2 separate regions of the Homo sapiens genome follow, and region 2 is linked to region 1. Evidence: chromatin contacts called from ENCODE Hi-C or POLR2A ChIA-PET data. All regions are on one chromosome and are shown on one strand. The core of a region is the stretch at or near the end of the contact, and the rest is flanking DNA. Distances in the headings are between cores, read along the strand shown.

Evidence for each region. Hi-C counts contacts between places; a loop is a spot of excess contacts on that map. ChIA-PET counts read pairs that join two places held with the same protein, here RNA polymerase II (POLR2A).
Region 2: a map of A673 shows a loop between it and region 1 (20-fold over the local background). The contact joins two enhancer-like sites. A Hi-C loop is called at or near these places in 2 of 168 maps with a recorded cell type or tissue (A673 and chondrocyte). POLR2A ChIA-PET finds 5 or more read pairs at or near these places in 4 of 52 experiments (A673, GM12878, K562 and 1 more).

Annotation. Positions count from the first base shown.
Region 1 is chr2:108,553,758-108,558,775 of GRCh38, forward strand. The region is part of intron 1 of LIMS1 (LIM zinc finger domain containing 1); the gene reads left to right. Among named protein-coding and RNA genes, the nearest start is that of LIMS1, 22 kb to the left of the region's middle. Within about 2 kb of position 3,019, at least 3 of the 41 ENCODE cell types and tissues checked have a DNase peak (open chromatin) inside an H3K27ac peak, as active enhancers do.
Region 2 is chr2:108,599,225-108,604,642 of GRCh38, forward strand. The region is part of intron 1 of LIMS1 (LIM zinc finger domain containing 1); the gene reads left to right. Among named protein-coding and RNA genes, the nearest start is that of LIMS1, 67 kb to the left of the region's middle. Within about 2 kb of position 2,172, at least 2 of the 41 ENCODE cell types and tissues checked have a DNase peak (open chromatin) inside an H3K27ac peak, as active enhancers do.

The DNA of each region.
Region 1 (5,018 bases), core at 1,769-4,268:
GTGATGACTCTGTTGGACATTAGAGTATATGGAGGAGCCATGCCTGAGATCATTTTCAATCTGAACATCCAGGATTTGTGAGAATTACAGAGTTCTCTGGTGTATGGGGAAAACTGGGATTACTCTTCTACCATACGGAGAACTTCGAATGATAGGGACAAACATTTGTGTAGTGTTTGATGATATAGATAGGCATGATTATCCTCATTCTCTTTTATTTTTTTAGATAAGCAAACCAAGACTCAGGAAATACTTGTTTACTCACATAGTTGGTTGGTAAAATGACAAAGCTGATGTTGAGACCTGGGCCCTGGAATTTCCGATCCTATGCATTTCCTGTAGCATTACATTTTCTCTGGGAAATCCATTCAATGTTGGGGAACACCTTGTTATTCTGAAGCCAAGGAAATTGCCAGGAGAGGATAGAAGAGGTGGTGGAGGAATGACACCTCTTGGTGGGGTCAGTGGTATTGAGATCCTGTGGAAAATCTAGGAGATGCTGCTACTTATTTCCTGTATATTCACTTGATACCTATTGCCCTTTACATCTTCTTCAGTATGAGCCAGACTAACCCATGGCTCCACTTCATCCCAGACTCTAGAGCCTACACTCTATTCCCGAGGAGTGGTCACCTTCTCCCCCTGTACTTGGCATGGTGTCCCATTGGGGTAGTGCTACTGAAGGACAGTCTCTGAAGAAGAGTATCTTCCTTATTCTTGGGGTAGAAACTCTTAACATAGATGGGGTGATAAAATGCAAGAGATTTATAACAGCTTGCCATTAGAGCTAGAGTATATTATTTATCACCATTGATTATTTTGCCAAATGTTTTTGTTTAAAAAGCTTCTTAGTTTCTGGATGCCTCAGGGTAATTTGTCACCTGCACTATTCAATATCCGTGCCATTACAGCTGAGAGGAGTGTGCTGGCCTCTAATGTTCAGAGCGCAGCTGGCAACCAGCCTGACAAAAGTACATGACATGACGCTCTCAGGAGGCGGCCAGACACCCTGGTCACTAGGGGAGGTGTGCTCTTTAGGTAAGGGACACACAAACCATTGTTGAATAGCTCCTGTGTGCAGAGAGGGACCAGGAGCATAATCATTATCTGGAAGCTTATTGAAGATGTAGAATCTTGGGCCCTATCTATCTCAGACCTACCAAATCCGGATCTGTGTTGTAGTGAGATCCTCTGGGAGTTCATGTGCATTAAAGTTTGAGAAACACAGGAATAGTGGACAGTGCTGGCTGCCTATCAGCATCCATTTCCTTTGTCTTTCCTAATAACGAGATGCACATTTTCTTCGGTTACTTCCCCTTCACCCTTAGCCATGAGAATCCATTCTTTAAGTAGGTGAGAGCATGGTTTTCCCGTGGTGACTGTTTATGGTCTAGAGGTATCCACATGATCTGGGTTGCCTCAGTCATAAGGAAAGACTTTATTTTTTGAGGGGGGAGGGGGAAGCATTTTCCTTCACATCCAGAATGAGAGAGCAAATAATGAAGCATAGCTGTGACCGTATTTCCACTGGCAGCCATTCTGTGACCTTGAGGGGATCAGTCTTGAGGTGAGTCTGACACTGAAGTTGTCAGAGCAGAAAGACAGAAGGAACCTGCATTTTTGGTTCTGGCACTCACCTGCTGGTCACAGGATCCAGGCCTGGATCTCCCTCTGCCTCTCATCTCATAGTTCTGTGTGATAATAAATTTTCCCATGGTTTATGCCAGTTTGACTTTGGGTTTTCTGATTTCCTGCAGCTGGAAGCATCCTAGTCTGCTTTGGTAATGAGCACTCTGAGCACAAAGTGCTGTGTGCGTGGTCCTCTTGTGAAAGGCCTACATTCTCAGGTGCTCCTAGGCTTTTCTCCTAGTCTTGTGAATTGTGCTTTTACCCTGTGGTGATTATTCCACTGTTCACATGAAAGTTGGTGGAGGGAGAGGAAAGCTATAAGGGCAGAGAGTAGAATTGGGAGGCTGTCCTGAGGGAAGGCAGGCTTGCACTCAGAAGTGCTGTGTGCTGGACTGTGGGGTGAGCCAGGCTGCAGTTGGCTGGCTGTGGAGCCCACTGGCTGGAGTGCTGGTCCATGCTTTGCTCCTCATTTGGTGTTTGAACCTCAGTTTCCTTATCTGTAAAATAGAATCCTAATGAAATAGTGGAGGTAGATTGGAAATGCTTTGAAAACTTGACTCTTTTTTGCCCGGTTTAATTATCCTGGTTTTTTTTTTCCTTTTTTGCTATAGCAAAATATAAATAACACAAAATTTACCATCATAATCATTTTTAAGTGTATAATTCAGTGACAGTAACTTCACATTCACAATGCGATTAAACAATAACTCCCATTCTGCCTTGCCCCCAGCCCCTAGTAACTTCTGTTCTACTTTTTGTCTCTATGAATTTGCCTACTCTAGGTACGTCATATAAGTAGAATCATATATTTTTATCCTTTTGTGTCTTGCTAATTTTACTTGGCATAATGTCCCCAAGGTTCATCCATGTTGTAGCTATATCAGAATTTTGTTCCTTTTTATGGCTGAATAATATTCCATTGTATGTATATACTGTACTTGTTTATCCATTTATCTGTTGATGGACACGGGTGATTTTCACCTTTTGGCTATTGTGAGTAATGTCACTTATGAACACTTGAGTACTGTGAGCACTGGTGTACAAATATCTGTTTGAGTCCCTGCTTTTAATTCTTTTGGGCATATACCTAGGAGTGGAGTTGCTGGATCATATGGTAATTCTGTGTTTACCTTTTAGGACCTGTCAAACTGTTGAAAAGTTAACTCTTATGTTATTTATATTTTCAGACATAGATTGGAAGATGGACTTATGCTTTTTCTCTTTCTCTCCTTTCCTTCCCTCCCTTCCTTTGTTGGAGGCTGAAAGAATGAGGGTCAGTGATCAACTCAGTATACCACTGGAGGCTATATGAGTAAACAGCAAACTGTTCTCATGAATGCAGAATGTTAGCAAGCTGACAACTGCGTCTGCTGCCCAGAAGGAATGCTGAGGGCAGTCATGCCCCAGGCACAGTGTTGCTTGTGATTAGGCAAATCTGAAGCCTGTTAGCAATAATGTGAACCTGTGATCAGTCAAGCAGCTGACCAATCGTTACCTACTCCTCCCTGCTCTTTCTACCCAATAAATACAAAGGCTGTAGAAGCTCAGGGCTGCCTTTGCTCACTAGAAGCAGGGATCCCCCTGACCCCTTCTTTAAAACAGTTTCTTTTTTGTTTTCATTTCTGCGTTCATCCGCCTTCGTTCAGTCCTGTAGTAACTGTCACTACCTACCTACCTTTGTTCCTTCCTTCCTTCTCCCCTACCCTTGACATATAGGGTCTCACTGTGTCTCCCAGGCTAGAGTGCAGTAGAGCCATCACAGCTCACTGCAGCCTCAACCTCCTGAGCTTAAGCGATCCTCCCACCTCAGCCTCCTGAGTAGCTGGGACCACAGGCGCACACTACCGTGCCTGGCTAATTTTTCATTTTTTGTAGAGACGGTGTCTCTCTATGTTGCCCAGACTGGTCTTGAACTCCTGGGCTCAAGTGTTGCTCCTGCCTCAGCCTCCCAAAATGTTGAGATTACAAGTGTGAGCCAACACGCCCAGCCTTTTTTTCTTAAGACTATAGATTTTCATTGGTTGAGAGGACTTGGTAATTTTAACATGGAACTTCTGAACTGACCATTTTATAAGATATCGAACATATGATCAGATTCATATTTTACCCTCATTAATCAAAAAATAGTAGGAACTTTTTTTTTTTTGAGAGACCTAGTCTTGCTCTGTTGCCCTGGCTAGAGTGCAGTGGCACAATCTGGGCTCACTGCAACCTCTACCTCCCATGTTCAAGCAGTTCTCCTGCCTCAGCCTCCCTAGTAGCTGGGACTACAGGTACGTGCCACCACGCCCAGCTAATTTTTGTATTTTGATAGAGATGGGGTTTCACCATGTTGCCCAGGCTGGTCTCAAACTCCTGACCTCAGGTGATCCACCTGCCTCAGCCTCCCAAAGCGCTAGAATTACAGGCATAGGCCACCATGCCCAGTTGGAATTTTCTGTAAAGTTTCAAAGATTTAAGTGAACATGATTCTTGAAGTTGTTGATTTGAAGGTACCCAACTTTGTGTGTGAGAACAAATTGGTTTATTTCTACTAATAAGTACAATGTTATCTCTATGATCTGTGAAAAACAAAAGGCTGAATGTATGAAGGGGAAATTATGGATATAAAATACAAGATCTCACAGTTCTATTAATACTTTCTAGCAAACAGACTATTTAATACCTAAAAATTTTAAGTATAGGACTATGAAGAAAGCCATTATGAGAATTCCTGTTACAGTATCTTTGAAACATACTAGAAGGTAATTATAGATTTAAAATGGATTGCCCCTTCTTTCCTTGAACTTGTAGTATCGGTTATATCAGCCCACCTGAAGATTTGTGCATTTTTTTCTTTTTTTTTTTTTGAGACGGAGTCTTGTTCTGTCGCCCAGGCTGGAGTGCAGTGGCACAATCTTGGCTCACTGCAAGCTCCACCTCGTGGGTTCACGCCATTCTCCTGCCTCAAACTCCCAAGTAGCTGGGACTACAGGTGCCTGCCACCATGCCTGGCTAATTTTTTAGTAGAGATGGGGTTTCACTGTGTTAGCCAGGATGGTCTCGATCTCCTGACCTCGTGATCCGCCTGCCTCAGCCTCCCAAAGTGCTGGGATTACAGGTGTGAGCCACCACACCGGGACGATTTGTGCGTTTTTATAGTACTCTAAATGCCTTTGTTGCACTGGCATTTCTCGTCTTTTGTTAGATGTGAATAAATTGACAGTCTATAGAGTGCATTGGAGACAAATATCCTTTTACATCAACTGTGAGAAAACTTTTAAGAATATATTTATTTATTTATTTTTAATTTTTTTTTTTTTGAGATGGAGTCTTACTCTGTCACCCAGGCTGGAATGCAGTGGTGCGATCTCGGCTCACTGCAACCTCCGCCTCCTGGGTTCAAGCAA
Region 2 (5,418 bases), core at 922-3,421, 45 kb after region 1:
CTCTCTGTGTCCATGAGTTAAATTGTTTTGATTTTTAGATCCCAAAAATAAGTGAGAACAAATGATGTTTGTCTTTCTGTGCCTGGCTTATTTCACTTGACATAATGATCTCCAGTCCCATCCATGTTGTTGCAAATGGCTGGATCTCATTCTTTTTTATGGCTGAATAATACTCCATTGTATATAAGTACCACATTTTTTCTTTATCCACTCATCTGTTGATGGACATTTAGGTTCCTTCCAAATCTTGGCTATTGTGATCAGTGCTGCAGATATCTCTTTGATATACTGATTTCCTTTCTTTAGTTTATATCCCCAGCAGTGGGAGTGCTGGATCCTATGGTAGCTCTATTTTTAGTTTTTTGAAGAGCCTCCATACTGTTCTTCACAGTGATTGTACTCATTTACATTTCCACCAACAGGGTACAAGGGTTCCCTTTTCTCTACATCCTCACCAGTATTTGTTATTGCCTGTCTTTTGGTTATAAGCCATTTTAACTGGGGCGAGATGAGATCTCATTGTACTTTTGATTTGCATTTCTCTGATGATCAGTGGTATTGAGTACCTTTTCATAGGCCTGTTTGCCATTTGTACGTTTTCTTTTGAGAAATATCTTTTCATATATTTTGCCCATTTTCTGATCAGATTATTATATTTGATTTTTTTACTATAGAGTTGTTTAAGCCCCTTATATATTCTGGTTATTAACCCCTTGTCAGATGGTTAGTTTGCAGATATCTTCTCCCATTCTGTGGTTGTCTTTTCTCTTTGTTGACTGTTTTCCTTTGCTGTACAGAAGCTGTATTTGTTGTTTTTGTTGTTGTTGTTGTTGTCGTTTGAGATGGAGTCTCACTCACTCTGTCGCCAAGGCTGGAGTGCTGTGACGCAATCTCTGCTCACTGCAACCTCCGCCTTTTGGGCTCAAGCGATTCTCCTGCCCCAGCCTACCGAGTAGCTGGGGCTACAGGCACCCGCCACCACGCCCGGCTGATTTTTTGTATTTTTAGTAGAGATGGGGTTTCACCATTTTGGCCAGGCTGGTCTTGAACTCCTTACCTCAGGTGATCTGCCCACCTCGGCCTCCCAAAGTGTTGGGATTACAGGCATGAGCCACCACGCCTGGCCTTGCAGAAGCTTTTTAACTTAATGTGATCCCATTTGTGCATTTTTGCTTTGGTTGCCTGTGCTTGTGGGGTATTATTCAATAAATTTTTGCCCAGACCAATATCTTTGAGAGTTTGCCAGACATTTCCTTATACTAGTTTCATAGTTTAAGATCTTAGATTTAAGTCTTTAATTCATTTTGATTTGATTTTTGTTTATGGTGAGAGGTAGGGGTCTAGTTTCATTCTTCTGCATTATGGATATTCAGTTTTCCCAGCACCATTTGTTGAAGAGACTGTCTTTTCCTCAGTGTACGTTCTTGGCACCTTTATGGAAAATGACTTCACTGTAGGTGTGTGGATTTTGTTTCTGGGTTCTCTATTCCGTTCCATTGGTCTATATGTGTGTTTTTATGCCAATACCATGCTGTTTTGGTTACTATAGCTCTCCAGTATAATTGGAAATCCAGTAATGTGATTCCCCCAGTTTTGTTCTTTTTGCTTAAGATAGCTTTGGCTATTCAGCTGTTTTGTGAATCCACATAAATTTTAGAATTGTTCGTTCTTCTCTTCTCTTCTCTTCTCTTCTCTTCTCTTCTCTTCTCTTTTTTCTTCACTTTTCTTTCACAGAGTCTTACTCTGTCACCCAGGCTGGAGTGCACTGATGCAGTCTCTGCTCACTGCAACTTCTGCCTCCTGGGTTCAAGCGATTCTCCTGCCTCAAGCCTCCTGAGTAGCTGGGATTACAGGCACCCGCCACCATGCTGTTCTGTGCGGGAGATGCCTGAGGGGGGAAGAAAAACACACACACAATACCTTTAAGGGTAAACAAGCTTTATCCCACGTAAATGGCAATGCAGATATAATAAACAAATGATATAATAAACAAATTGCAATGAAAAGGGGAGAAGGGAAAAGATATATATATATATTTTCTTACACTCACCAAACTATGGAGGATTCATCACCAGACCGGGAAGCAACAGCCTGGGCTCCAGAGTCAGACACTTGTCCGTGCACAGCGAGGGAAGGTCTCATGAAGTTTCGGTGCAGTCTGGGACTCTAGCTGTTTTCGTAACAAGTTGTTTGGCATGAGACCCAGTCACGAGTGCCCTTCGTGACTGGGCTTAAGGAACACAAAAAGGTCACAACTTGTTTTTGCGATTGTCTATTGTTTTTTAATAACTAACGTGTAAGAATAGATTGAAATAGAGATTTCTCTGAAACAGCGATGGATGAATGCCTCAAGGGGCTCACTCAACCTGTTTCAGGACTTAGTGACCATTGTTTGTGTCCATGTTCAATTGAGTTCAAATTTAATATTTAACTTTTCCTCCACACACATGCCTGGCTAATTTTTGTATTTTTGGTAGAGACAGGGTTTCGCCATGTTGGCCAGGCTGGTCTCGAACTCCTGAACTCAGGTGATCCACCCACCTTGGCCTCCCAGAGTGCTGGGATTATAGGTGTGAGCCACTGCACCCAGCCTAGAATTGTTTATTCTATTTCTGTGAAGAATGTCATTGGTATTTTGATAAGGATTTTATTGAATCTATAAATTGCTTTGAGTAGTATGGACATATTAACAATATTGATTCTTTCAACCCATGGAATGTCTTTCCATTTTTTGGTGTTCTATTCAATTTTCTTTATCAGTGTTTTATAGTTTTCATTGTAGAGATGTTTCACTTCTTCGGTTAAATTAATTCCTGGGTATTTTATTTTATTTGTGTCTATTGTAAATGGGAGTACTTTTTAAATTTCTTTTTCAGGTCATTCACTATTGGCATATAGAAATGGTACTGACTTTTGTATGTTGATTTTGTGTACTCCAACTTTACTGAATTTATCAACTCTAATAGTTTTTTGGTGAAGTCCTTAGGTTTTTCCAAATATAAAATCATATCATCTGCAAACAAGGATAATTTGAAGACTTCTTTCCAATTTGGATGCCCTTTATTTCTCTTCTCTGATTGCCCTAGCTAGCACTTCCAGTACTGTGTTGATAACAGTGGTGAAAGTGGGCATCCTTGTCGTGTTCCAGATTTTAGAGCAAAGGCTTTCAGTTTTTCCCCGCAGTATGATACTAGCTGTAGGTCTGTCATACATGGCTTTTATTATGTTGAGGTATGCTTTTATACCCAGTTTTTTGAGGGTTTTTTAAAATCATGAAGTGATGTCAAATTTTATCAAATGCTTTTTTAGCATCAGTTGAAATGATCATAAGGTTTTTATCCTTCATTCTGTTGATATGATGTATCACATTGATTGATTTATCACACTGATTGATTTGCATGTGTTGAACCATCCTTGCATCCTAGGGATAAATCCCACTTGATTATAATGAATGATTGTGTTGTTGAATTCTGTTTTGTAGTATTTTGTTGAAGAATTTTGCATCAAAATTCATCAGAGATATTGACCTGTAGTTTTCTTTTATTATTATTTTTGTTATTGAGACAGGGTCTTGCTGTGTCACCCAGGCTGGAGTGAGTAGTGCAATCATGGTTCACTGAAACCTCAACCTACTGAGTTCAAGCAATCCTCCCATCTCATCCTCCTGAGCAGCTGGGAGTATAGGCATGTGCCACCATGCCTGGCTAATTTTTTGTATTTTTTTGCAGGGACTTATTTGTATTTTTAGGGTTTCGTCATGGTACCCAGCCAGGCTGGTCTGGAACACCTGGGTTCAAATGATCTGCCTGCCTTGGCCTCCCAAAATGCTGAGATTTACAGGCACGAGCCACTCGCCTGACCAGGTTTTCTTTTTTTCGATGTGTCTTTTTCTGGTTTTGTTATCAGGGTAACACTGGCCTTGTAGAATGAGTTTGGAAGTATTCCCCTCTCCTCTATTTTTCAGAATAGTTTCAGTAGGATTAGTAGTAGTTCTTCTTTAAATGTCTGGTATAATTCAGCAGTGAAGCCGTCAGGTCCTGGCCTTTTCTTTACTGGGAGACTTTTTATTATGGCTTTGATCTCGTTACTTGTTATTGGTCTGTTCAGGTTTTGGATTTCTTCATGATTCAATCTTGGTAGGTTGTATGTATCTAGGAATTTTTCCATTCCTTCTAGATTTTCCGATTTATTGGCATATAGTTGCTCATAGTAGCCACTAATGATCCTTTGAATTTCTGCAGTATCAGTTGTAATGTCTCCTTTTCATCGCCTTTTTTTTTTTTTTTTTTTTTCCACTTGAGACAGAGTCTTGCTCTGTCACCTAGGCTGGAGTTATCTTGGCTCACTACAACCTCCACCTCCTGGGTTCAAGTGATTCTCCTGCCTCAGCCTCCTGGCTAGCTGGGATTACATTTGACAGAGTTTTAGCTCTTGGTCAGGCTGGTCTTGAGCTCCTGACCTCAAATGATCTGCCTGCTTTGGCCTCCCAAAGTACTGTGAGCCACCATGCCTGGCCTCCTTTTAATCTCTGATTTTATTTATTTAGGTCCTCTATTTTTCTCAGTCTGACTAAAGGTTTATCAATTTTGTTTAACTTTTTAAAAAAACTTTTTATTGAACTTTATTATTTCTTTTCTTCTATTATTAATTTTGGATTTGGTTTGCTCTTGCCTTTCTAGTTCCTTAAGATGCATTGTTAGGTTATTTATTTGAAGGGTTTTTTGTTGTTGATGTAGACATTTAGAGCTATAAACCTCCCTATTAGTACTGCTTTCCCTATATCTCATAGGTTTTAGTATGTTATGTTTCCATTATCATGTGTTTCAAGAAATTTTTCATTTTCCTTAATTTCTTCACTGGCCCACTAGTCATTCAGGAGCATATTGTTTCCTTTCCATGTATTTATATAGTTTCCAAAATTCCTCTTGTTATTTATTTCTAGTTTTATTCTGGCCTCCTATTTTTTTTACAGCGTGTGAGCTAAGAATATTTTGACCTTTTTTAATGGTTGAGAAAAAAATAAAAGGATGATATGAAAATTATATGAAATTCAAATTTCAGTGTTCATAACTAAAGTTTTCTTGGGACACAGCCACATTTACTTCTTTACTATTGTTTGTGGCTGCTTTTGAACCACGAGGGCAGGGTTGACTAGTCACCACAAAGACTTTATAGCCTGCAAGGCCTAAAATATTTACTATCTGGCCTTTTACAGAAGTTTGATGATTCGTGCCATAGAGGAGTTGTAGCAATTTTTGAAAACTTAACATTTTCAAATTTTAGACGGTTACTGCATTCAGATCTTTTATCCTTAGCCTCTCAAATTAAATTTTGTTCTAATAGAAATGACTGGATATTAACATATTTTAATTACCTTAAAACAAGTCTTGCTCCTCATCCCCCTTCCTCAAGATGGGT